3 separate regions of the Homo sapiens genome follow, and all the other regions are linked to region 1. Evidence: chromatin loops called from intact Hi-C (ENCODE). Cell type or tissue: A673. All regions are shown on one strand.

What was found. A loop is a pair of places that touch in the nucleus more often than their neighbours do. Peaks named below come from ENCODE experiments on the same cell type or tissue, not always from the same donor. Only the 100,000 strongest peaks of a DNase experiment are listed, where the experiment ranks them.
Region 2: it touches region 1 in a loop (5-fold over the local background); 2 of 110 quality-filtered maps call a loop at or near these places.
Region 3: it touches region 1 in a loop (11-fold over the local background); 10 of 110 quality-filtered maps call a loop at or near these places.

Annotation. Positions count from the first base shown.
Region 1 is chr5:167,579,030-167,587,029 of GRCh38, reverse strand. All of the region lies in intron 4 of TENM2 (teneurin transmembrane protein 2), which reads right to left. Among named protein-coding and RNA genes, the nearest start is that of TENM2-AS4, 77 kb to the left of the region's middle. In A673, a CTCF peak has its summit at 4,579; DNase peaks (open chromatin) are centred at 3,869 and 4,529; H3K4me3 peaks cover 924 bases; H3K27ac peaks cover 4,420 bases.
Region 2 is chr5:168,083,059-168,091,058 of GRCh38, reverse strand. TENM2 (teneurin transmembrane protein 2) reads right to left here. Exons shown (of 31, transcript NM_001395460.1): 10 at 290-485. Among named protein-coding and RNA genes, the nearest start is that of MIR12125, 79 kb to the left of the region's middle. In A673, a CTCF peak has its summit at 4,504; DNase peaks (open chromatin) are centred at 4,608 and 5,558; H3K27ac peaks cover 4,143 bases.
Region 3 is chr5:168,017,127-168,025,126 of GRCh38, reverse strand. The region is part of intron 7 of TENM2 (teneurin transmembrane protein 2); the gene reads right to left. Among named protein-coding and RNA genes, the nearest start is that of TENM2-AS3, 68 kb to the right of the region's middle. In A673, a CTCF peak has its summit at 4,021 (motif pointing right); no DNase peak of the experiment used is centred here; H3K27ac peaks cover 2,390 bases.

The DNA of each region.
Region 1 (8,000 bases):
CATTAGGGTAAAGGCAATCCATATTTTACACTGTAATAAGCTCAGACTGAAGATGCTGCACCCCCTCAGAGCCCAACAATTACTAATTAACATTAACAAACTTACATGCACTTTCCAAATTGAAAAATAAACCCAAGTTAAAAGTCAAAGGTCTATTTTTTCAACAACTTAGATATTTTTGTGAATAAAAATCATCTAACTAAATTGAAGAAAAATTCTTTCTTTACTCTGGTATTGATTATTACTCATTCCAGAACGCTTTGGAAATGAGGGATACTGTGATTGTTATAAGGTGGTTATAATTCTCTACTAATAGAATACATTTGCTCATTGGCAAGTACGTTCCATTTTTTAAATTACCTCTTTCCCTAAAATATTTTCTTATTCAAGAATAAATATAATAAACTATCCTGGGTATTATGAGTTTGCACATAAGACATAGGAGTGGATTCAACAGGACACCCTGGAGAAGGAAAGGGAGAGTGAGACAGAAATGAACAGTCTGCTACCATCCTCAGGGAACCAAAGATTAAAGGAAGGAGGATATGTCCCAAATTAAAAGAGAAATTACAGTTATACATTGAAATCATTTAACATGCATATTGTCAGAGGAACAGTTAACTGACCAGCCTTTCATGTTTATTACTACAGTAGTCCCTCCGTATCTGTGGGGCTTGGTTCCAGGACCCCCATAGATGCCAAAATCCACAGATGCTCAAGTCCCTCAAATAAACTGGTGCAGTATTTGCGTATAACCTACATACTTCCTCCCATATACTTTAAATCATCTCTAGATTACTTGTAATACCTAATATAATGTAAATGCTATGTAAATAGTTGTTATATCACCTGTTTTTTTATTTGTATTATTTTTATTATCGTACTCTTACTTTGTATTTTTTTGTTTTGTTTTGTTTGAGACAGTCTCGCTCTGTCACCCAGGCTGGAGTGTAGTGGTGCTCACTGCAACCTTGACCTTCTGGGCTCAAGCAATCTTGTGACCTCAGCCTCCCGAGTACTGGGACTACAGGTGTATGTCACCATGCCCAGCTTATTTCTTTATTTTTTGTAGAGATGCGGTTTCGCCATGTTGCCCAGGCTGGTCTCAAACCCCTAAACTCAAGTGATCCACCCGCCTTGGCCTCCCAAAATGCTGGAATTACAGGGTGAGCCACCGTGCCTGGCCTGCTTTTTTATTATTCTTATTTTCAGTATTGTCAATCTATGGTTGGTTGAATCCATAAAGGTAGAACTCAAAGATACAAAGGGCTGACTATAATTAAAATAAAAATTTTATTATTTGATTAACATTTTTATTCTATTATTATATAAATAACTTCTAGCATGACTCTAAGGTTGTTTATGTCTTTGTGTAACATAGAAATACAATGTTTTTAGGAAAATATCTTGATTGATAAGTTCTTAGAATTTCACCAGAGGTGTGGAAAAGAAGCAGAGAAATTTGGGAGTACAATATCCTCACATAAAGTGACATGGTCCCATAGGCCTAATTAAAAATAAATCAATATATATTTATTCTGCATCATCATTTCTGACTCTCCAGTTCCTAGCAAAATGCCTGATATTCAACAGACAATCTGTATTCATGATCACAATGCTCAGAGTCCATGGTCTATTTAAACAGTTCTGATATCCAAGGTTCAAAATCTTGTAAACATCACTAGAGTGGAGAGAGGTAGTCACCACTTTTAGACTACCCTCCAAACAAGTGTACTTTTCATCATAAATTACATGATCAGAGACTAAGAAGAAAACATCTAAAGAGTGTACATCTTCCTCCAACTAAAATAACGATTCTATTCTGGGGATTAAGGATCCGGATCTACTTCAGGGTGGAAAATAGAGAGAGAAGAAGGATGATGCCCTAGGACACTTTGAATCTGCCCTAGACTAAGACTTGGGAACAAACACAGAGGTTAATGATTTGTGGTCTTTTGGAGGTGGATATCTTCTTTTAATCCATACATTGTGAGTATTTATATATTTGCACATTCATTCAAGAGTTATTGATGAAATTAACATTATGCTGCCAGATATTTTTCTAAGCATCAGTGATACAGCAGCAGATAAGCTAGACACACATGGCTCCTGTCCTCACTGAGTTTAAAAGCTTAGGTGTAGCCCCAAATCTACTAAAAATATAAAAATTAGCCGGGCGTGGTGGCGGGCGCCTGTAGTCCCAGCTACTTGGGAGGCTGAGACAGGAGAATGGCGTGAACCCAGGAGGCAGAGCTTGCAGTGAGCCGAGATTGTGCCACTGCACTCCAGCCTGGGCGACAGAGCGAGACTCCGTCTGAAAAAAAAAAAAAAGAAAAGTAAAGAAAGCTTAGGTGTGAGGCGGGAGAATACGGTCTGGAGGGGTAGGGAATCTAAGGCCGATTGATGCTGACTTCCTAGAACTGAATGAAAAGGAAAACCCCACCTCTTCATGCCCAGATAACAAAAGGATCAGCCTCAGCCGGCTTCTCCCTTTGCAACTCCCCTTTCCATGCCTCACAGATGAAAAATGGAAAATGCTTCTGACTGGTTACCTCCCCCAACCAATCAGACTGGTCATGGGCCAAGTCTTCATTTGCAGAGAGTGTAACTTTGTAACTTCACTTCAGCATCTGACTGGTCACCTCCTCCAACCAATCAGACTGGTTGTTGGCCAAGTCTTCATTTACATAGGATGTAACCAAGTAACCAATGGGAAACCTCTAGAGAGTATTTAGATCCCAGAAAATTCTGGAACCAGTGCTCTTGAGCCACTTGCTTGAGCCTGCTCCCACTCTATGGAGTGCACTTTTGTCTCAATAAATCTATGCTTTCATTGCTTCATTCTTTCACTGCTTTGTTTGTGCATTTTATCCAATTATTTGTTTAAAACGCCAAGAACATGAATGACTTGTAGTCAGGACCCTCCGCCAGTAACAGGTGGACTATGAACAATTAAACCAGCAGTTATATATAGTGAGGACACTGTTACAATAAGGTGAGTGCATTGTTACAGTATCACAGAGTGGGAGCTCCTAATTTAAACTTAAGGAGGAGTAGTCGAGAAAAACTTCTTGGAGGAGGTGACATTTAATGTTCGGCCTAAAGATGAATAGTATTTAGCCAGGGACAAACTGGAGTGTTAAAGCAGACAAAAAAGATGAGCATCTGCAAAGCCACAGTTAGGAAAGCAGGAAAGACTGGAAGGAATCCTGGAGAGATGGAATGGAAAATGTAGAAGATTGGGAGAGCAGAGGTAGAGGCTCAGAGGCAGGGGAGATGCTGTATGGGGAGCATCCAGTTAACACTGTGAACCCCTTGAGGACAGGAAACACAGCATATCTTCTTGATTTAATAATTGCTAGATTATGCGTTGTAAGTGCTCCATTAATTTTTATGGAATATCTACTGGGAATCTTGTGGTACTATAAACCTAAAGTTCTTCTAAATTCTCCATATGGTTATTCTCTAAAAATGTTCAGTAGGTTTTTTGTTTTGTTTTGTTTTAAGATAGGTTTGGGGTGTGTGTGTGTGTGTGTGTGTGTGTGTGTGTGTGTGTACATATACTCATAATGCCTTTTCACAGCTCCACAGGCCCCTATCACCTCCTATTGTTTTATTTCTGACTATTCACCTTTAGGCACTTCTGCTGCAATACATGGTTTAGGATTTATCCTGGAGGAAACTGAACTAAGAATGCAATCCACGCTAGTGTAAGTAAACAAATATGGGAATAGCTTATTGATAGATTAGTTCCAAGTGTGAGCGATATTAATGTGTGCAAGGCATATTAAGTTCTAAGCCAAGGCATGCGATCTCCACTTAAAAGATAATCATTTATCCCCGAATTCGAATGAAATCTGAATCCCTGCTGTGCTGTTTTTTCTTGCATAAAATGGTGTGTAAGAGTCACGGACAACTCCACTATCAAATAGTTCATGGCTACATTATGTCATTTCCTACACTTTTTGTGCATGAATGTTCCAGAGAAAAACTTGGCAAACATGCTCAACTGTGCAGCAAGTGCTGGACTGTCAACAATTTTAGCTTAATATATAAAATAAATCACAATTTTCTAATACATTTTCCAACATCAGGGACACTTAGTTCATAAGAACAAATAAAATTACAACGTATAAATCATGAAATGATTCATTTCTAAGAGTCAAGGGGACTGAATTGGCAGCTAAAAGAGAAATAGTGTTTTGGATGTAATAGTCAAGTGTTTAAAAACAAATTACCTTTTTGTTCTGGTAACATTTAAAAAAAAATCCTCAAAAAAGCTTCTGGAGAATCACAGCCTGTTATAATAAACTATAATAAAGTAATTACAGCTTGGTTTCTGTAAAGGTTCGTGCCATGTAAATGTTCATTTATCTGAAATTTGCTTAAAACAAATAGATTAGATTCATTTCAGGAACAAGAATGACATGACTTTTTTGTTAACACTGATTAATGATTTCAGTTCCTAATGTCATTAGTCGACTATCATCATTTCACCATTTGAAAAATGGTCTCCAGGATCTCTGGGTCTCATCTAGACATGAATTTTTGCCCATTTCTTATATTCTACTGACCTCTAGAGACTATATGTGTGTGTATATAAATCACATAGGATAGGTGATTATAAACACATAAAACATATACATCATAAATGCCATATAGATCAAGAATAAAATGATTTTTGTCACATAAGCCTATTTCATTTAAAAACATATGCTCAATTACATATCTTTTCAAACAAAACATTATTTGTGCATGTTTAATACTAAGCAGGTTGACAACACTTTCCCTCACATTCTTTGCTTGATTGAATGCTGTATAGAACTCAGAGAAGAGTGAAAATCAGACAAACTAATCCTATCTTTGGTCTGTGGCCTGCATCAACAGTAAGTGGTAACAGAGAATTCAGAAACCCTAGCCTGGTTTTTCCATAAAGCCAGATTTATGTTTAGTTGGGACAAGATTATATTATATGAGAATCTTCTTCCCCAAATCATACCTGCCTATATTTATTTTCCAACTCTCCTCCTGATGAGGCAAGACATGTAAAATGTAGAGATACCTAGTGTGGGCTCCAATGGCTTTGTAACGCTTGATTTTTTTTTTTTCTCTCTCAATGTTTTTGATTACTAAATATATCTACAACTGAAAATTCAACATGAAAATAATATCTAATTTCAGATTAGATCATAAACTCCTTAAGAATTGTGTCTTTTTCATTTTGGCATCCTTGGTACATAGCACACTGTGCGTCAGATTGTGGGAAATTAATAATGTCAGCTGGAAAAACCACAATATTTTATCGGGAATGTACTCATACTGTATCTTATTAGGAATTCACCCCTTTATTCTCTCTGTCTCTCTCACTCTGGAAATAGATATAGATAAAGATATATGCACATACATATATTCTCTATAATACATGTGTGTACATACATGTATGTATATAAATGTAACACAAATACGAATACTAAGAGGAATCCTCTACATACAGAACATGTGACTAGATTTGTCAATGATTTTTCTAACAGTTGTTTTACATTTTCAGTTTATGTACTATATTACTGCTTAAATTCTCATTTAAAATATGGGTTGAAAACTATTGTTCATTATACTACATCATCGACTGCACCTGAACATTTAACAACTTCAAGTATGTTTCTTTCTAACAGACTCAGTTTTAATCTAGTGATAAAAGGATATTTTTTAAAGTACCACTGAGGCAACACCACTTTTTGCCTTTTAGCATATTTTGTCAATTATATTATATAGCATATGTTTTATTGCTTATATTATGTTATACATTTAGAAACAGAAACAGCTTGTGAATTTGTATTAAGCACCTCAAACTGCTACCGATTATTAATAAGTATGTTTGTCAAATAGAGATGACAGAAGAGTACACTATTTGATGAGAGACATTGGTACAAAGTGCCAGATATAACCACAGGATTATGAAAGTGTCCAAGCCACAACTGATGTACGTGAATATGAGAGGAAATCAAGGTTTTCTTTTTTGGTTCCCGTTTTTTTGATTTTTTGAGACAAGGTTTCGCTCTGTTTCCCAGGCTGGAGTGCAGCGGCACGATCTCCGCTCACTACAACGTCCGCCTCCTGGGTTCAAGCAATTCTGGTGCCTCAGCCTCCTGAGTACCTGGTATTACAAGCTTGCGCCACCACGCCCGGCTAATTTTTGTATTTGTTGTAGAGATGAGATTTCACCATGTTGGCCAGGCTGGTCTCAATTCCTGGCCTCAAGCAATCCGCCCACCTCGGCCTCCCGAAGTGCTGGGATTATAGGCATGAGCCACTGAGCCCAGCCTCAAGTTTTGATTCTGTAGTAATATTCAGTAGACAGAAATCTGCTCCCTGTTCTGCAGACTTGGAAGGTGGTCTGGTGACTCCTGTCCTATTCTGCAGTAACAGCGTTTCTGGCAAGGCCAGCTCCACTTCCTATTCTTTCACCATTTCAGCCTCCTTGTGGTATCTAAGAGGCTTTCAGTGTGTGGGTCAAATCCTAAAAATAAATAACTTATCAAGGACTGATTGGCACCCAGTTAATGACTAAAATGAGAATGGTGGAGAATAACTAACTGGGGTTTGGGTAGGAAACCCATATATGCTGTTCTCAACAGCATATATGCAGCTACAGTAAACATCATTTGTAAATAGAAAGATGTCCCCCCAAATTTAAATTTATCCAGTCGACTTTAGTGAATAGTTACAAAAACCAGATTTTTCTACATAATTCCCTCTTCTGAATGATAATTCGCTAGTTCGGATTTTCCTGCTCAAATTTGCCCTTGCATAGCATTAGCAGAGGTGCCAATGATTAGAGAAATGTTTCACGTCAGGTAGTTAGGAAAAAGACAGGGGAGTCAAGGAAGAAATCTGGATAATCCCCATGCTGGAAATTCAAACCCTGGATAATCAGGACCGTACTCTATAGGCAATTATGATTCTGTCCAGTTAAGAGAAATTTGTAATCCATTCAGTTTCAAGCCTATAAAGGCACATTTCTCAAAAACTTGTATTTTGGCCTCCGATGGCTTAAAAAGTTCTCCTTACTAGATTGTCTCCAATTACAGAAATCCTTCCCAAGTACAAGGCTGCAGAAGTATATTAAACCTGCAGGATATCATGTAGCTGGCTGTTTTACAAAGCTTTACAGCACACGCGATCGTGATGCATGATGTAATATGACTGAAGAAACTCACCACAATCTAATGCTATTTATTCAGGTCACAAGTGTTGTCTTATATATGGGGGCAGAGAGGTAAACTGTCTTTGACCATCAGGCTCGGAATAGGAAGAAAAGGGAGGTACAGAGAAATTTATACTAACTTTAAGAATTCTCCACACTCACACACACAAAAATTAGAGCTACTGTGGATTTCAGTAAATCTCTGGCTTGCCCAGCAATAGTAAAGGAACTGCAGTGACCACAGATCTGTGAGTCAGGACAACGCTTGGCTACGACTGTCGAACCGTCAGAAGAACTGAAGTCAATGATGAGAAGGTAGCTCTGGTGCAAGCTGCAACTTTGGAACTGCATCAAAATGTGGTTGGTGCCTAACAAATAACAGACAATAATGATATGATTGTAAATTCCTATTATACTAAGACACATATCTCCAGTGAATATAAAAATGTGTATGTTATGGATTTGTGAGTGCTGATTTTTGCAGGGCTTTTAGAACCCTCTGCAAACACACAGTGGCAAAACAGTCAAATGAGGCAGGCTGGAGGAAACAGAAAAGAAAATCCAGCTACATTCAAGGTACGAGACAATAATTTCTAAGCCTTTGGGATCTATTTTTTTCCTTCCATTGTAATGCAGTCAAGTGCATGAGTGATGCCTTTTGTGTTTGATAATGTCAAGTGTGAATGTCATGGGCAGCACCCCATCTCTGATAGTATTAAAATGGTGGGAAGATGGAAAGCTTGGAAAAGTAAATGGAACAAATTAAATTAAAGTGGTTGGAGGACAAGGAAAGTCA
Region 2 (8,000 bases), 500 kb before region 1:
TCAAAGTCAAGTGATTTGCTTAGGTAGTGTGGTCAGGACTCAACCCAGGCAGTCTGACCCAAACTCTTAACCTCAATTTCATCCTTGGTGAATTTTTCATGGTTTAAGCAGCATTTCCATTTAATCAGAGCTAGTTTCAGGTGGGTGACACTATAAGGCCTAAACAAAGGATCCTGGTTGGTTGTCATCTGTAGTAGAAACTACCTTAGAAGATGTGTCTTCTGCAGAGAAGCCCAGAACATTTCCATCTTCCCTTCATGGCGTACCATCTCAGAGACCCCACACCTACCTAGGACAACAGTATTGAAGGAAACCATCTCTTTGTCTTTTCCATCATTGTAGAAGGCCAGATGCCACAGGCCCACATCCAGGTACTGCACAAACACGGCTTCATTCTGAACCAAGGTCTGTATGCTCCGGCGTTCCCTGGGAGACTCAACCACACTCCACTTCTCCTTCCCGTCCAGACGTTCCATGAAGTCATACTGGGAAAAGGAGAGAGAGTACCATGCATGAGACAAGGTGTGGATGTGGTCCCATACCTGGTACCTTCCCCCCGAACCCATTTGTTAATGGAGAAAGACCTTTTTTGTAGCACATTTTGCTATGAACTTATCCAGGAAAACAAGAGCCGCAAAATGTGTAACAATAATAACAGTCATTATTTATTATGCTTTATAATTATTGCTACTATTAATACTTTTATTACTCTAGGCCACAATCTCTTGTCTGTTATCCTGAAATCCAAAGAGCTTTAACCCAAAGTTTTTTTCTTTTTGTTTGTATGTGTGCATCGTGTGTGTGTGTGTGTGTGTGTGTGTGTGTGTGTGTGTGTGTGTGGTGGGGGGAGTGGTATATGCTGTTGCTCCAGTCCCCCTCTGCATTATGTAATACAGAGGATATGCAAAGTATAACTTTTCCATAATCCTCCAAATTCTGAATTCCAAAATGTAATTGGTTTCCTGAGAGTTTCAGATAAGGAATTATGAACCCATGTTACCAGCTACCATTTTATTGATCATTTACTAGGAGAAATGGCACAGCAGAAGGGCTATGATGAGGGCTATGGAGCCTGAGAAAATCCTGAATGAGGTGCTTACTAGCTTCTCCTGTCTGTGCCTTGGTTTTCCCATTGGCAAACTGAAAATAAGAGTATCTATGTTATGGGGTTGTTGTGAGGATTCAGATAATATTTAGACAGTGCCTGGCACCCAGCAAACACAAAATACATGTTAGCCGTCATGATCGTTATTATCATTTTATTCAATTCTTGAAGAAACCCTGATTTGGTACCTATCTTGGTGTTATTTACATTCATATTTTACAGATAAGAAAGCTGAGGCTCAGAGAAGTCAAGCAACTTTTCTAAAGTCACACAGCTCCTAAGTGGCCAAGCAAAAATTTAGACATAGATTGGCTTGGTGTTTATGTTCATGCCCTTATAGTGCCTAGCCTTGGATAAACCAGCAATTAAAGTTTAACTTTGTTTCAGTGGAAACCAGGTTCAGAAATGGAAGTGATTAATGAGAGACAGAGTGGTCAACTAAGCCTACCAGGATAAGGGGATGGGGAGGTCAAACGGGACCCAAGAGAGGCCTGTTCTAAATAATAGATGAAATGCTGTAGCAGGCAAGTGGGAGCTATTGAAGACTCTTGAGCAGTGACTGATGTGATGAAAGGGATGTTTTAAGGAATTAGTTTGTAGGAAGGATATGAGATATTCTAAAGGGAGAAAAAATGAAAGTAGGAGGACCAATTAGGAAGTGATTGCAGAAACCCAGGGGTGAGGTGAAAAGGGTTTGATCAGGACAGTGAATGAGAAGCGGGGGACAACTTTGGAGGAACATTTCTAAGGAAGAGGTGACAGGGCTTGACCATGGGCTGGACAGAGATGATGAAGGAGAAGGCAAAGAGGACACCAGTGTTTCTTACTTGTTGACAAGAAAATCGATAAAACCCCAGTAGAACTGGACTAATCTTGTGAACTCTTGCAAAATCACTGCATAGAAAAGTCACTTGCATGCTGACTTCCAGAGAACATTCAAAGTGTAGGTTTTAGCCGATGAAAACCACCACTGTAGGATTAAGCAATCTCTCCACTTTCCCTTCCATAAAAAGGTTTTTATGGGTTACAGACATCAACTATAACCCCTTTTACGAACTTCACAGAATGAAACTCCAGGAATCTCCTAATGTGCCTTTCCCGTCGTCAGAATCGCTAGTTTTTCCACCTGAAATGTGATCACTGAAAACAAAAGACTCTATAATCTTAAACACAAAGGCTTTGCCATCAGACAAACCTGGGTTTGAATTCTGACTCTGTCACTTACTGTTCTTTGATGTTGGGCAAATCTACTTTTACCTTCTTCTTGGTTTTCATACCAGGGAATAATCACACCTAACATTCAGGGAGGTTATAAGGATGACATGAGATAATGCTTAGGGCAGGGCCAGGAAGATAACAACCATTTTATTAAGTACCTAGGGACTATGAGTCACCTACTTGCAAATCATAATGATTACGGACGAGCAGTGCGTGGTTCTAGTTTCACACGTGGGGCGCTGGTGACGGCCGCTGCTTAGAAGTTGAAATTTTCTCCATTTCTCAAGGAAATGAGTGTTTAGCTTCTCTCTACCCCATATCCCATTGGTCACAGCTGTCTTTGTGGGATAAAATAAATGATTTAAAGTGATATGACAAACTGATGCTGCTTTTGGAGACCTTTCTAATCAAAGCATTTGTTCCTTAGCAACCTCGAAAATGTCCAACTGCAAAGACCCATGTCTACAAATTGCTGTCAGCCAGAGGAATGGCTGTAACTTCCTTGGTGCCGAGGTGAGAAGGATCTACTTCATTTCGGGTCCAAGTAATCATCCCCATGAGGAAGAGTTTGGGGAAGGTGATTACTTGTGTGGGGCCATTGCTCATTACTAATTTGGGCATCAGTCATCTCTTGCCGAACCGCCTGACCAGCCAAGGGAAACAGAAATGGCTTAGGACTAGTGGCAGTGCTCACCGTCCAGCCCAGTAAATTACTCTAAGAAGAGGCATTTTTCAGGGGAAAGAGAAGACATCTATTTTGGCTGGCTCCTCAGAGTCCCCCTGCACAGAAGCACAGAGGGCAGTTTTCATTTAAGGAAGAATCGGCTAGCCAGGGGCTCTGGGAGAAGATCTTGACTCTGATATGATATGGTGTCTGATGTGTCTCAATCCTGTAGCCCTTTATTGTGCTTTATTATCTTCAAAGCACTTATTACCCCCTAAAATGATATAATTTATTTTTATGTGTGTTGTCTTTCTACTAAGAACATAAACTCCAGGAAGACAGGGGTTTCATCTGCAGGGTAGGGTGGTGAAGAGTAAGGACTTCAGAACTACTGCCCTTCTTCCTTCCCAGGTCAGGCCAAATGGTCCTCAAGATCATTTCTTTCTTTCTTTTTTTTTTTTTTGAGATGGAGTCTCGCTCTGTCACCCAGGCTGGAATGCAATGGCTTGATCTTGGCTCACTGAAACCTCCACCTCTCGGGTTCAAGCAATTCTCCAGCCTCAGCCTCCCGAGTAGCTGGGATTACAGGCACCTGCTACCACACCCGGGTAATTTTTTGTATCTTTAGCAGAGATGGGATTTCACTATGTTGGCCAGACTGGTCTCGAACTCCTGACCTCGTGATCCGCCCGCCTTGGCCTCCTGAAGTGCTGGAACTATAGGCGTGAGCCACCGTGCCCGGTCAAGATAATTTCTTATAGGACAACAGGACAGGATCACCCAGGAAAAGATGGTAGCATCTTCTGTTGGTCAAATTCCACTCTATTATGTGTAGGGTGTTTGTTTATCACAATTACCCAGGAGTGTCCCAGTTTATACCTCTTGTTCCTCCTTTCTATCTCAAAGTGCTCTAGAGTGCACATAGGGTCACTATGCATAGATTAACACGTGTCAAGCAGCATCACACAGCATCATTCACTGCTGCTATAACTTGGGCAAGGGCTAGAGGCTAGAAATGCAGGGAGGATAAACTGAGCCAGCCATGGAGACTGCCTTCCAGGATAGGGAGACTGGGGGCCAGTGAGAAGCTGGCTTGCAAGGAGGCCATCTGGTGTAGGGGAGCCTCTGCTCTCTAGGGTTCCTAAGCTGTAGCCTGGCCAGCTTGCTTGGCAGACTGGCTGACACTAGAAGGAGAGCATTTTCCAAAAGCTCAGGCCCTGGCCAGAGTTTCCTTTTCATCCCTCAACACTGGGAATTGATAACTCAGGCTTAGTATTGGGGACATCTGGCTCCTCTGTTCTAGGACCTCACTGTGATCAATTCGGGACATGGGGATGCTTTGGGAGACCAAACTGTGCCTCGTTGACTAAAGAGGTTACTCTGTAGTGGTCCTACCCATTAGGTCTGCAGAAGCTCTGGAAGGGGTTTAGGAGGCACATGACCAAATCCCAATAGAAGGATGTGTCTGTGCACCGGCTGGCTGCGGGAGGAAGTTTGCCTCCCAAAGCCGCTTGTGTCTCTTGCAGCCACCCAGAGGATGATAGCACAATAACCCAAAGTAAACACCACCTCTCCCCGCCCAGTTCTCTCCTTTTCCCTGGCCTCTGAAAAATAACCCACGTTGGCATGCAATGTGAAGGCTGTGCCTTTGAGTCATCAGTCATACCCCAAAGTGGCATGAAAATGCAACTTTTACGAGAGCTCGAGAGGCAAAGAAATAAACCATAGCAAATATTTGACTGATCCAATTATAAATCTCCCCACTTCTTGGCAGAGACTGAGGAGGAATGGTAATTAAGATAACTTAGTGGGTTTCCAGAGGAGCGGGAGGAGAGCAGCAGAGCCTAGACCGTGGAGCGGGGGCTGTTACTTTCCCAGAAGGGAAGGTGGCCACAGGCAGGGACCGGGCAGCCCAGAGATGCTTCTAGAAACCACATTGATACACACCTGCCAGAGAGGGCAAGGTTAAAGACAGACTCATTGCCCTTCGGGAAGATGTTATTACTGGGTCCAGGACCCCCCAAAAAGGGGGGATGACTTCATGCTATTTGGAACATTTTCTTGCTGAGGGTCAACACGAATGGGAAAAGCAATAAATGCTGACATTTCCCGGGGAAGCCTGCCACTCCCCTCACTCTGCACTGGCAGCATTGCTGGCCTCCTGACGATGTCTGATGTTGATTCTACCTCAGATGGCAGGGCACGCTCAGCAGTTGGTGGGATTGCAGGGAAGTGGCACATGTGAGCTAGGGCTGCTTGAAGCCACATGACCACAGGGTCTCTGGTCACATCCAGAGATGGTGGGAATGACTTAGCTGCAGTGGGTCGCTCACTCCTGGGGGCCTGTTCATTTCTTTCTGCCTCCAGCCAGGCCTGTGGCAAAGTGCGCCCAGCTGATTCCTCATTAAAGCTCAGCACAATTTCTTTGCTCTCCTTCAAAGGGGCTGAGTGCTCAGGGAAGGGGGAGGAATGACAGCTCCAGTGGGGGCTGGCTTCCCTGAGTGTGGCCTTGCCTGTCTTTTTCAGGACTCCCTGCTCAGTTCCTACTTACAGTATCTGAGTCACTTAACTAAATGCAATCGGCCCAGCTGCAGGCACCACTGCTCGGGCCACTATAAGAACCAGCCCCTGAGCTTCCGGACAGGAAACAGCATCTGCATTTCCAGACTGTAGCAGCTCATCATGCCAGGCTCCACAGGCAAGAATCAAGCAGATGGAAGCTACAGAGGAAACAAACAGGGTTCCCTGAAATCAGCAGCTGGGGAGAATTTATCTTACAAGGGTGGAATTCTTGATTCTTTCATTACATGTCCTCTTGCAGCAGCAGCAAAAGTAATAAAAAATAAGAGCCTATTTTTGCCTGGGCACTTGCTACATGCCAGGCATAATAGCAAATGCTGATGTGTGTTATCACATTTCATCCTCCCCAAAACCCTAGTCTCATCTCAGAAGAGAACAGTGGTTTCTAGAGAAGTTAAGGAATGGATCCAGTGCCATTGAGCTTGGTTGGTGGCCAAGCAAGGATTTGAAGTTGGATTTGCATGAGTTTTAACAATTTTGGGGGACACATCCATCTTTTCCAAGAACCTAGTTGTAGCTGCCAGCATATCTGGTGGCTGGCCTGGTTTGTTAAGGCCCCTCACAATGCCACTGAGCGGATAAGAAGGAGGAAGGAAGAACTTAGCAGTGCTAGGGTCAGACCTGGGCAGAGCAGGCTGGCCTGAGGACAGGGAGACATCACACTGGGGCAGAGAAAAAAGGGTGCCTGGAAAGGTCTGGATGGCTTTGCTGGGTGTTGGCTGTACTTGGTCTGTAAGTGGCTTTGGGAGCTGGCCCCTTCCCAATTCCCTAAACGCCACTCTACCTGTATGTTTTCCAGCCATACTGCTCTTCTCTCTGTTCCTGGAAGATGCCAAGCTCATCCCAGCCATAGGGCCTTTGCACCAGCCTTTCCCTCTGCCTGGCCTATTCTTTCTCCTGATCTCACAGCTGCTTGCTTCTTGTTAATCCTGCCTTTGCATAAATATCATGACCTAAGAGAGGGCTTCCCTGACTACCCAACTGAAATACCTCTATCAAAATGTAAATCAAAACCACAATGAGATACTATCTCACACAAGTCAAAATGTCTACCATTAAAAAGTCAAAAACAACATGCTGGCATGGCTGTGAAGAAAAGTGAACACTTACACACTGTTGATGGGAATGTGAATTAATTCAGCCACTGTGGAAAACAGTTTGGAAATTTCTCAAGTAACTTAAAACAGAACTACCATTCAACTCAGTAATCCTGTTACTGGATATATATCCAAAAGAAAACAAATCCTTCTACCAAAATGACACATGCACTCATATGTTCATTGCAGCACTATTCACAATAGTAAAGATGGGATCAACCTAGGTGCCTACCAAGAGTGGAAAAAGAAAATGTGGTACATATACACCACGGAATACTATGCAGTCATAAAGAATGAAATCATATTTTTTTCAGCAATATGGATGTAGCTGGAGGCCATCATTCTAAGGAAATAAATATAGGAACAGAAGACCAAACACTACATGTTCTCACTTATAAGTGGGAGCTAAGCATTGGGTATGCACGGAAATAAAGATGGAACAATAGACACTGGGGACTATTAGAGAGGGCGGAGAGGGAGGGGGCAAGGGTTAAAAAACTACTGGGATTTTTACTGTTGGTTAACCACTGGGTGCTAGGCTCACTACCTGAGAGATGGGGTCATTTGTAGACCAAACCTTAGCATCATGCAACATACCCAGGTAACAAACTTGCTCATGTACCTCTGAGTCTAAAAAAAAAGCTGAAATTATTTTTTTAAAAAACGTCTATTACTTCTTCTTGTTTCCAACCTCAGCAAAAACTCATGATTCTTTGAAAAAAAAACTTGCTACTGATTTACTAATTTAGAATTAATCTTCCCCCTTTTGGATATGAACTTTCTCCAACACTTAAGAGTGGGAGACTTGTCACTGGAGTTCCAAGATGGCCAAATAGGAAGAGCTCCAGTCTACAGCTCCCAGTGTGAGCATTGCAGAAGACGGGTGATTTCTGCATTTCCAACTGAGGTACCGGGTTCATCTCACTGGGGCTTGTCAGACAGTGGGTGCAGCCCACAGAGTGTACGCCAAAGCAGGGTGGGCATCACCTCATCTGGGAAGTGCAAGGGGTCAGGGAATTCCCTTTCCTAGCCAAGGGAAGCCATGACAGATGGTACCTGGAAAATCAGGACACTCCCACCCTAATACTGCGCTTTTCCAATGGTCTTAGCAAACGGCACACCAGGAGATTATATCCTGCACATGGCTCAGAGGGTCCCACACCAACGGATCCTCGGTTATTGCTGGCACAGCAGTCTGATATCCAACAGCAAGGTGGCAGCGAGGCTGGGGGAGGGGCATCCACCATTGCTGAGGCTTGAGCAGGTAAACAAAGTGGCCGGGAAGCTCGAACTGGGTGGAGCCCACTGCAGCTCAAGGAGGCCTTCCTGCCTCTGT
Region 3 (8,000 bases), 440 kb before region 1:
AAATTTACACTTTGAATGTAGGATTAATAAATTTCCATGTGTGTACTGCATTTTGAAACTTAAATCATAGAGAAGTTACTTTTGTATGCCAAGGGCCTTACGAATCTGAAATCAAATGACCTGATAAGCACCTGGATGCTGGAGTTTAGCACAGAGATAACACGGAGGAAGCCTGTTTTCCTAGAGTAACATCATCTTTGCATTTCATATAGCATTCTTTCAAAACCTAATCTCAGGTCATCTTGGAGAATTTAGGGACAAGAATATACTTTTTGCAGCTAAGGAATCATTCAGAACCAAGGACTCACAAATCCGCACGTAAAACCCTCTTCCAAACTGCTCTTTCCCAGCCTGGCGAGTGGGCCCTGGCAGTGGCCCTTTCTTACTGTCAGGGAACAATGTTATGGCTTGAGAGAGCTATGCATGATCACACTTACTGTAGCATCAACTATTTTTTTCTTAATTGTCCTGAGATCCTAGAAAGGAAACAAGCGTCTGTGCTGACAGAGGAGCTCAGCGTGAACTCTCATTTTTCACATGGAGCTAATTAAAAACTGAAATTAGTTAAATATGGAAATGACACTTGCAAGCACTTTAGTAGAATTCTGGCAAAATCCCTCTGGAGTGCTGTGACATTACCTGCTGCTTCGAAACTCCCCAACTGAATTTCACAGTTAAAAGGCTGAGCAAAGGGAAAGTTATTATTGAGATTTCGGATTCAGAACGTGTCTGTAAAACTCCAAATTAAATTTCATGGCTGGCCCTTGAGTGGCTGGCGATACGTAACACAGGCCAATGGAGTGGGCTGCTCACAATGTCCCTGCACGCAGGAGCTCCAATTACCCCTCTTTAGGTATGGTACTGTAGGTGGCATAGGTGCGACAATCGGAAGGCTAATGGATATATTTCTCCTGGAATCTGACTCAAGACAGTTCACATATGCACAAATTCCAACAAAGAAAAGTGCCTGAACTCATGCATGGGGTATGATGAGCCCAATTATTAAAATTGAGGTTGCTTAGGGGTAATAAGACATACTTCTTGAATTTGGAGTCTATCTGTATATGTCGGTCTATCTATTCATCTCTCTATCCATCTATAAATGCATATGTATGTTTATATATGTGTATAAATATCTCTCTCTATATATGTATACATCTTATATATACGTCACAGTTTTTATGCATGATTGTGACACACCATCACAAAGCAGAGAGATCAAACTGCTTGAGACTTAGAGGAAAGTGAGAATGGTCTTCTCTTAAAATCCCTAGCAGAATCGCCTTTCCACATAAACAATGATGAAGAGGGAGCTCCCAGGGCAGGTGGCAAGAGAGCACCCTCCGGGATGTCATGTCCCCCTTTCCAGGCAAATGCAGTAGTGTGTGCTCAAGGGCAAATTATGAGGTTTGCTTGCATCTGCATACAATTTAATTAAACCCACCTACGTGTCTGATGGCTCTGGATCTGTGGCAGAGTGTTTGGGACGTCCAGCTGCTCTCTAAACAACTGGAGTGTTGTGATTTTATTGTTTTTCCGACACCCCATCCATTTGCCCTTGAGGCATCCCCTCCCCCTGGACCCCGGCCATGACTGAGGCAGGCCCCGCATCCCCGCCTGGGCAGGCCAGTGAGAGGAGCCACTTAGTGCCAAAGCCAGCCCTGCTCTGCAAGTCAGCTGGCAGGCAGCCGTCGGCGGGCCAGGCTGCCAGAGAGAGAGTTCTCTGGCAGCTCAGGCGCTCATCTTCCCATCACACTCGGGCTTTGCTAGTCCGCGGCCTGGAAATCATCACGGCTTACCCAGCTGGATGGGGGGAATGCTGCAGCTGTACCATCAGGCTGGCTTATTTTTATTGAATTTTGAATATCCAATTTCAAAGCAATTCAAATGAATTTGCCCAAGGCCTCGCATCAGCGTGGCTGCCGACACTCTCTGCAGCAGGGTTTCGAAGTTCATATTTCTAAACAAAGGCAAGATTACAGAAGCTTTCCTTGTCAGAACCAGTGCCTCTAAAGAACCCTGTCTTCCAACTCTATTAGGCTGCATGCTGACAGTAGCAAAAGCTGTTGGGCTAATCCAAGTCCCTCCTGCCCGAGCTGTGGTGGCCAAGCAAACTTCTTCCATTGCTTAGAGAACGACAGGGGAGTGGGGTGTGGGGTGTTTAATAGCCTGGCACACGCACCCTTGCCTAGATAGCGCAGGCGAGATGGACATGGAACACTGCAGTGTGGCTTCGAGCGGGGCAGAATGGGCAGGCGTGAGAGACACGGCTGCCCCTGAGTCCCCAATCTCAGAGGGGTAAAAAAACCATTTGGACAATCAGGAACGATTCTAAAGTTGTTCTGTAACCACTGTTCTCTGCCTCCTCCCGTTAAGATGGGAAATAAAAAGAAACACTATACATGCTTTTGTATAACTAAGCTGAGTTTGGTACAATGCTCCATTTCATGGAGTGTTTCTACCGGTTTCCAAAAAATCTGCTTTCCTTCACCCCCACTATTTTATTCTAATCCTGCAACACTCATGCTTGGCAGGCACTTATTGTAAATGCACAAAGCAAAACTTAACCCGAGTGGTAGAAGGCTGAAGAGTTGTGGCGAAAAATGGGCCCCAGAGAAAAAGCCGGATGCAGCGCCTCATGGCCAAGGGTGGCTAGACAATGAAAACATAACCTGCTCTGATTTCTTTCAGTAGGATTTGGGAGACAGTTAGGGCTTGGCACTCGTTGAAAACTGTTTTTAAGAAGCCTTGGGACAAAACCAATTCAATAACTATTGATGTTCACAATCTGTCAACTTCTCCCCTAGGGGTTAAAAAAAGACCCTCAGAGCAGAGAGCAAATTGGGATGTGGAGACTCTCGGAGTGATACCAGAGAGAAAACTCCAGAGGAGCGGAGCTCCCGGCTGCTCTTCTCTGCGCTGCATCCCCAGCCCCCGGCACGGTGCCTGCTCATGCATGGTGCTTAATGAATATTTGGAATGAATGGATGAGTAAATGAATAAACAAAGGTCATCTTTATTTATACCACCAGGAGTACAATATTGATTTTAAAATGAGAAAGATTCCTAAAATGATCACTTAATTGTTATATCACACTAGACAATCTCTAGGTCTCAGTGTTCCCATCTGCAAAATGCAGTTGATGACAGTATCTTGTGATGTAGGATTGTTTAGACAATTAGATGAGAAGATGAACAGAAAGGGCCTGTTACCACTTAGGAGGGGGTAGATCTCACCCCTTCCCTTTCTTTTTTGAAATTGGATAGGTCACAACTCTGTTCCTAATCATTTCTGTTACTTTTGCAGCATTCAGTGGAATCTGCCTTTAAAATAGAAAAAAAAAAAAAAAAGATTTCAAATATGTAGGACAGTCTGTTTCTTAAAAAATCTTATGGTCCTTTGAAAATGATTGTTTGACCTGCTGAGTGCAGCCAGTGTTGGGGTCTCTTATGAAACTTGAGTGTGCACTGTAACAGGGGGAGCCATGGTTTTTCTTGAGTGTGAGTTCTGTAGATTCAGATACAGAGTAAAGACATGAAAACCAAAACGTGGAATAAATATTCAGATACAGAGTAAAGATATGAAAAACAAAACGTGGATACCAGGATAAAGCAAAAACTCCAAACACGCAAGGAAAGGAAGGCTGTGGGTTTCAAGAACCCAGTGACTTGAGGAACCTCGGGGAGCTGGGTGGATGCCTCGAGAAACCAGAGGTAAGAACAGCCACCATGGGTCACTCCACTTTGGTGTGCAACCCAATCAGTTTTAAATCATTTGCTCCTTTAAGCAAATACTGCTGCTGGTTAGTTATCCAGTACATGTTTTTAATTACAAGCTGAAAAAGTCATTCTGTAGCCCTGAAACCAGTGCCCTCATGCCTAAGAAGTGCTTTTTAATATTTATACATCTAAAGAGGGTTTGCCCTTCCAGACATAGAAAATCATTAGGAAGCATTCTCAGGAGGATATAACTTTGGTCAAGGTCATGCACAAATCTAAACTTCAAATTTAAGCCAAGGCTTACCAGTAGGTGCCACTTTTGTGCCACAAACGATTCCTAGCCTGCTCCTGACTTTCTAGGTTATCAATTTTTAAATAGAGGAAAGGAACAAAAATATGCTTGTGAGACAATTCTGAGCATATAAAAGTTGAAGAAACTTTTCTTTTTTTTCCTCGTTCCTTGGCACATCTATTTAATAGAGCTTTTTTGATTTCACTTTTTTCTTCCAGCACAGCAGATGAACGGGTGAACCAAGGAAACTGCACTCAAAGAAATGTCTTGTAACGGCTCTAACTTTGGTTTGGCATGTCACCTTTCTAACGATATCAGGCAGAGGAAATATTCCGTCAAAGCTGTGAGTGTGGAAGGAAACAGCCTGGAAGGGGTCCAAAGACACACTGTATCTTAGCAACTTTGGAGGTTCAGAAAAGCCAACATATCAGTTTGGGAAGCCGGCGGGTGGAGGTTCCACCCTACCCAACCACGAATCACTGAAAGACACTCCCCAAGGTGAAGACGCAACCGTCTTCAAGATCTGCCACCTAAGCTGCTGAAAAATCAAATGGCTCTCAGTGAGCAGGGAATGATACTCTCATGAAAACAAGATAAAATGACGACGTCAAAAACCCAAAACAGGAAACAATCATAACCAGGTGAAGTCAAACACAGAATGACTGAAAAATGCCTTGCAGGAGCATGTTGGGCCAATTAAAAATGTTAAACAAGCACAAAATTAACTTCCACAAGAAGCAAAGGACAGCAGGAATGTGGGTACTGTCTATTCCAAGACCTTCGCTTGAGGTCTAAGGGTCTGGGTTTTGGAGAATCCTTCTTTCTTATCTCTGGAGAATGGGCGAACTCTAAATATCCACTAAAGAAGTCTCGGGTGTCACCTTGTAGCCCCTAACCTTGTCTTTTGTAGCAAAGTGGCAAGTATATATTTGGGTCGGGGGAGGTCTAAATGAACTTGACTGATATTGACCTACATCCTCGACATTCTCTTCCCAATTTGATGCTGATTGTAAATCCTAACAATCTAAACCCTGGCCCCTCTAAGCACAATTCTGAAGCCCAGTGTGGATCCTAACCCTCAGAGAACATGGTATATAATTGCCATATAGGTAGAAATCCATTCCCTGCTCTAAAGCCCAACTAAGGTTATCTGTAGTTCCACTGTTCCTTGCTCTTAGGCAATTAAGTCATCACATAGGTGAAACATGTCATTTCAATGGAAGAGAAGAAGTGGGTGCTTTTAAAGCCTTTTCTTTCCTCTAAGGACTTATTGTCCTTAAAACATCATTCAGTGGCAATTAAAAATAGGAAAGTTTATTAAACCCAATTCTGCTGTCTTCTAATTTTTTCATTACATGCATGAAAATAACTTAGGAAGTGCATCTTTTGTCCCAGAAACTCCAGCATCATCTAGCCCAGCTGACATCCACTGAAATTGCAGCTGATTATTCATTGTACATTATAGGAACAGGAAACTTTCTTTTACCCTCTACCCCTTTTTCCCAGGGGCTGGCTCCAGGTTACTCTGTCCAGTATCGAGCAAAAGGCTGATCAATGGACTGAATTATGCCTGATGTCTCCTTTCCCCTCCCACCAGATTCAGTCAATGATCAAACCAGGACATTCAACCTCTATGATGTCTCCCTCATGTCTCCTCTCCTCTCTGCCTGCCCTGCCATTGTTCTTGTTTTATTCACAGTCTCCTCTTTCTGGGCTTTGGAATGGCCTCCTTGGCTCTCATCTAGTTTTCACCCCATCACTTCATTCTGCATGGGGCTGCCAGACGGCTCCATGCCCTCTTCCACTCAGAATTGTTGGCGGGTTTTGAGTCACTTAAGAATCAAATCCAAATACACATTCTTATGGCATGAAAGGCTTGTTGTCATGCTGTCCTTCTCCCCAATACCTTTTCCATCAATACCCTAGATCCTTGTATACTTTTTGCTCCAGTGTTAATGATACGTGGCATTCTACTCACCATGATTTCCCAGGCTTTAATCACTGCACTTGGTGTTCTTATTCCTGAAAGGTATTTCTCCCCTCTTTCCCTTCTGCCAAAATCCTATGCACCCTTCTAGCTACATATCAAATGCCATCTCCCCTCTAAAGTACTCTCTGATACCAACAGACAGACGACTCCTTTTCTTCTCCCCGTGCTCACTTCCATGCTAGCACAGGCGTGGTCTCCTTGGTCTTGTGTTATAAGTGATAGTGTGCACATCTATTTTCTCTGTGTGTGATGGAGATCTCCTCGGGGACAGGGACCTCAGTCACCCATTTCTGCATCACTAAGGTCTTAGAGAGAAGGAAGTTTTTAGTGAATGCTTGCTGAATTAATGAATAAAGGACAAAGTCTGTCCTTAGGAGGCACCCCAGAATCAACCCAAGTATAAGAATGTGTCTTAAAATTAAAATATTGATGTAGGGAATCTCTCACCTAAAAAGTCATCAGTTTCCAGGCTAGCTCTATTTTCTGAATTCATTTACCCTCTCCTCTCTCCTCCCTCCTATCCTATTCCTTCCTGGGACTTCCTGGGCAGGAGTCTGAATAAAACTGTCCCCCTCCACCCCAGGTGGTCGACAAGTCAATATCTGCAGTTACTCCAGCTCAAAATTGTCATCAACAAAAGAGACCCAAGAAGAGAGTGAAATGCAATCCTTTTCTCCCCCTAAAGCTCATTTCCCTGGAAATACTTATTTCCTTATGAAAAAAAAAGAAAGAGGAAAAAAAAAAAAGAGCTCACAACACCATGTTAAAGCAAATGCTTAGAAAATATTTTTGAAACATTTGGAAGTAATTTCTATTCACAAATTATCTCCATTCACAAAATGAAAAGGCAAATTATGTAAGCTGGATAAATTCAGAGAGAGAAAAAAATCAGACTTAATGTGGAGAGGAGAAGAGGAATAGGGAGAAAGGGAAAGAGAGAAAGATTAGTGATTCTTGCATTGCTATAGTAAGGAGAATTTTTAAAACAATTAACACGTATGAACCTATGAACCCCACAACCAACTCCGAGATGCTGGTAGGCAGTTAATTTCTCCATTTTGCCAGAAGATAAAGTTTAAGCTTAAACAAAGACAGCTCTTCTGTTGCCCAACAGTGGAAGTGCAGAGGCCGGAAAGTACGAGGTGTAGAAGAGGGAGCTATGAGAAAGAGCAGATGGGAAGATGGGGACGGAACAGAAGAAAGCTATTATGTCAAGAAGAAAGTGACGGGAGAAGGGGGGCCTGAAGAGTCAAATGACATCAACGATGAAGGGCAAAAATGGCATAAAGATCGATGAAGTCAGTCTCTATTTTGTACTCCTGACATATGAAACCTCTTTCTCAAATAGCCACAACTGAAAAAACAGTTGGGATAATTATTGAGCCAATGAAGCCCCTTTATTCTCAGGAAGGTGACCCACATTGACCAAGAGATGCCAATCCTAGGCTAAGTGCAAGAAAATGGGCCTTGAGCATCCCAACGGGGCAGCCTGCTTTCCTTGTAATACTTCTTTCTTTCCCCAGTACAAATTAAATAGCCACAGATGTTATTCAAAGGTGATCTGCTAGCCACACACTGTAAGAGACTGACCAGCCACACCCAGAGTGGGGAAAGTTCACCACACAAACAGTGCCAAATAAAGTGAGCAAAGGACATTTGTGGAACTCAGGTCACTTCTCAATGGTCTGTCACGAAGAGCTCCATGCAAACGAGTTGGCCAATCTAAAAATAATAGCCATTGTCTTATTACATGTCACAACACTTTATAATTTTCCTCTTGTTTATTCTTAATAACTCTGCAAAGGTGAACATTATTATCCTCATGCTGCTGCTCTAAAATGATAATCTGAAACTTAGGGAGGTTTAAGTGATATCCAAATTCAAACCTGGGTCTGAACAGATCTGAAGCCCACATGCTTTCTACCCCTGTCCCCTGCTTCTAACATCAATCATCAATTGTCTCTACTTCCTTTTACTTTGGTGAAATGATGAGTGGTC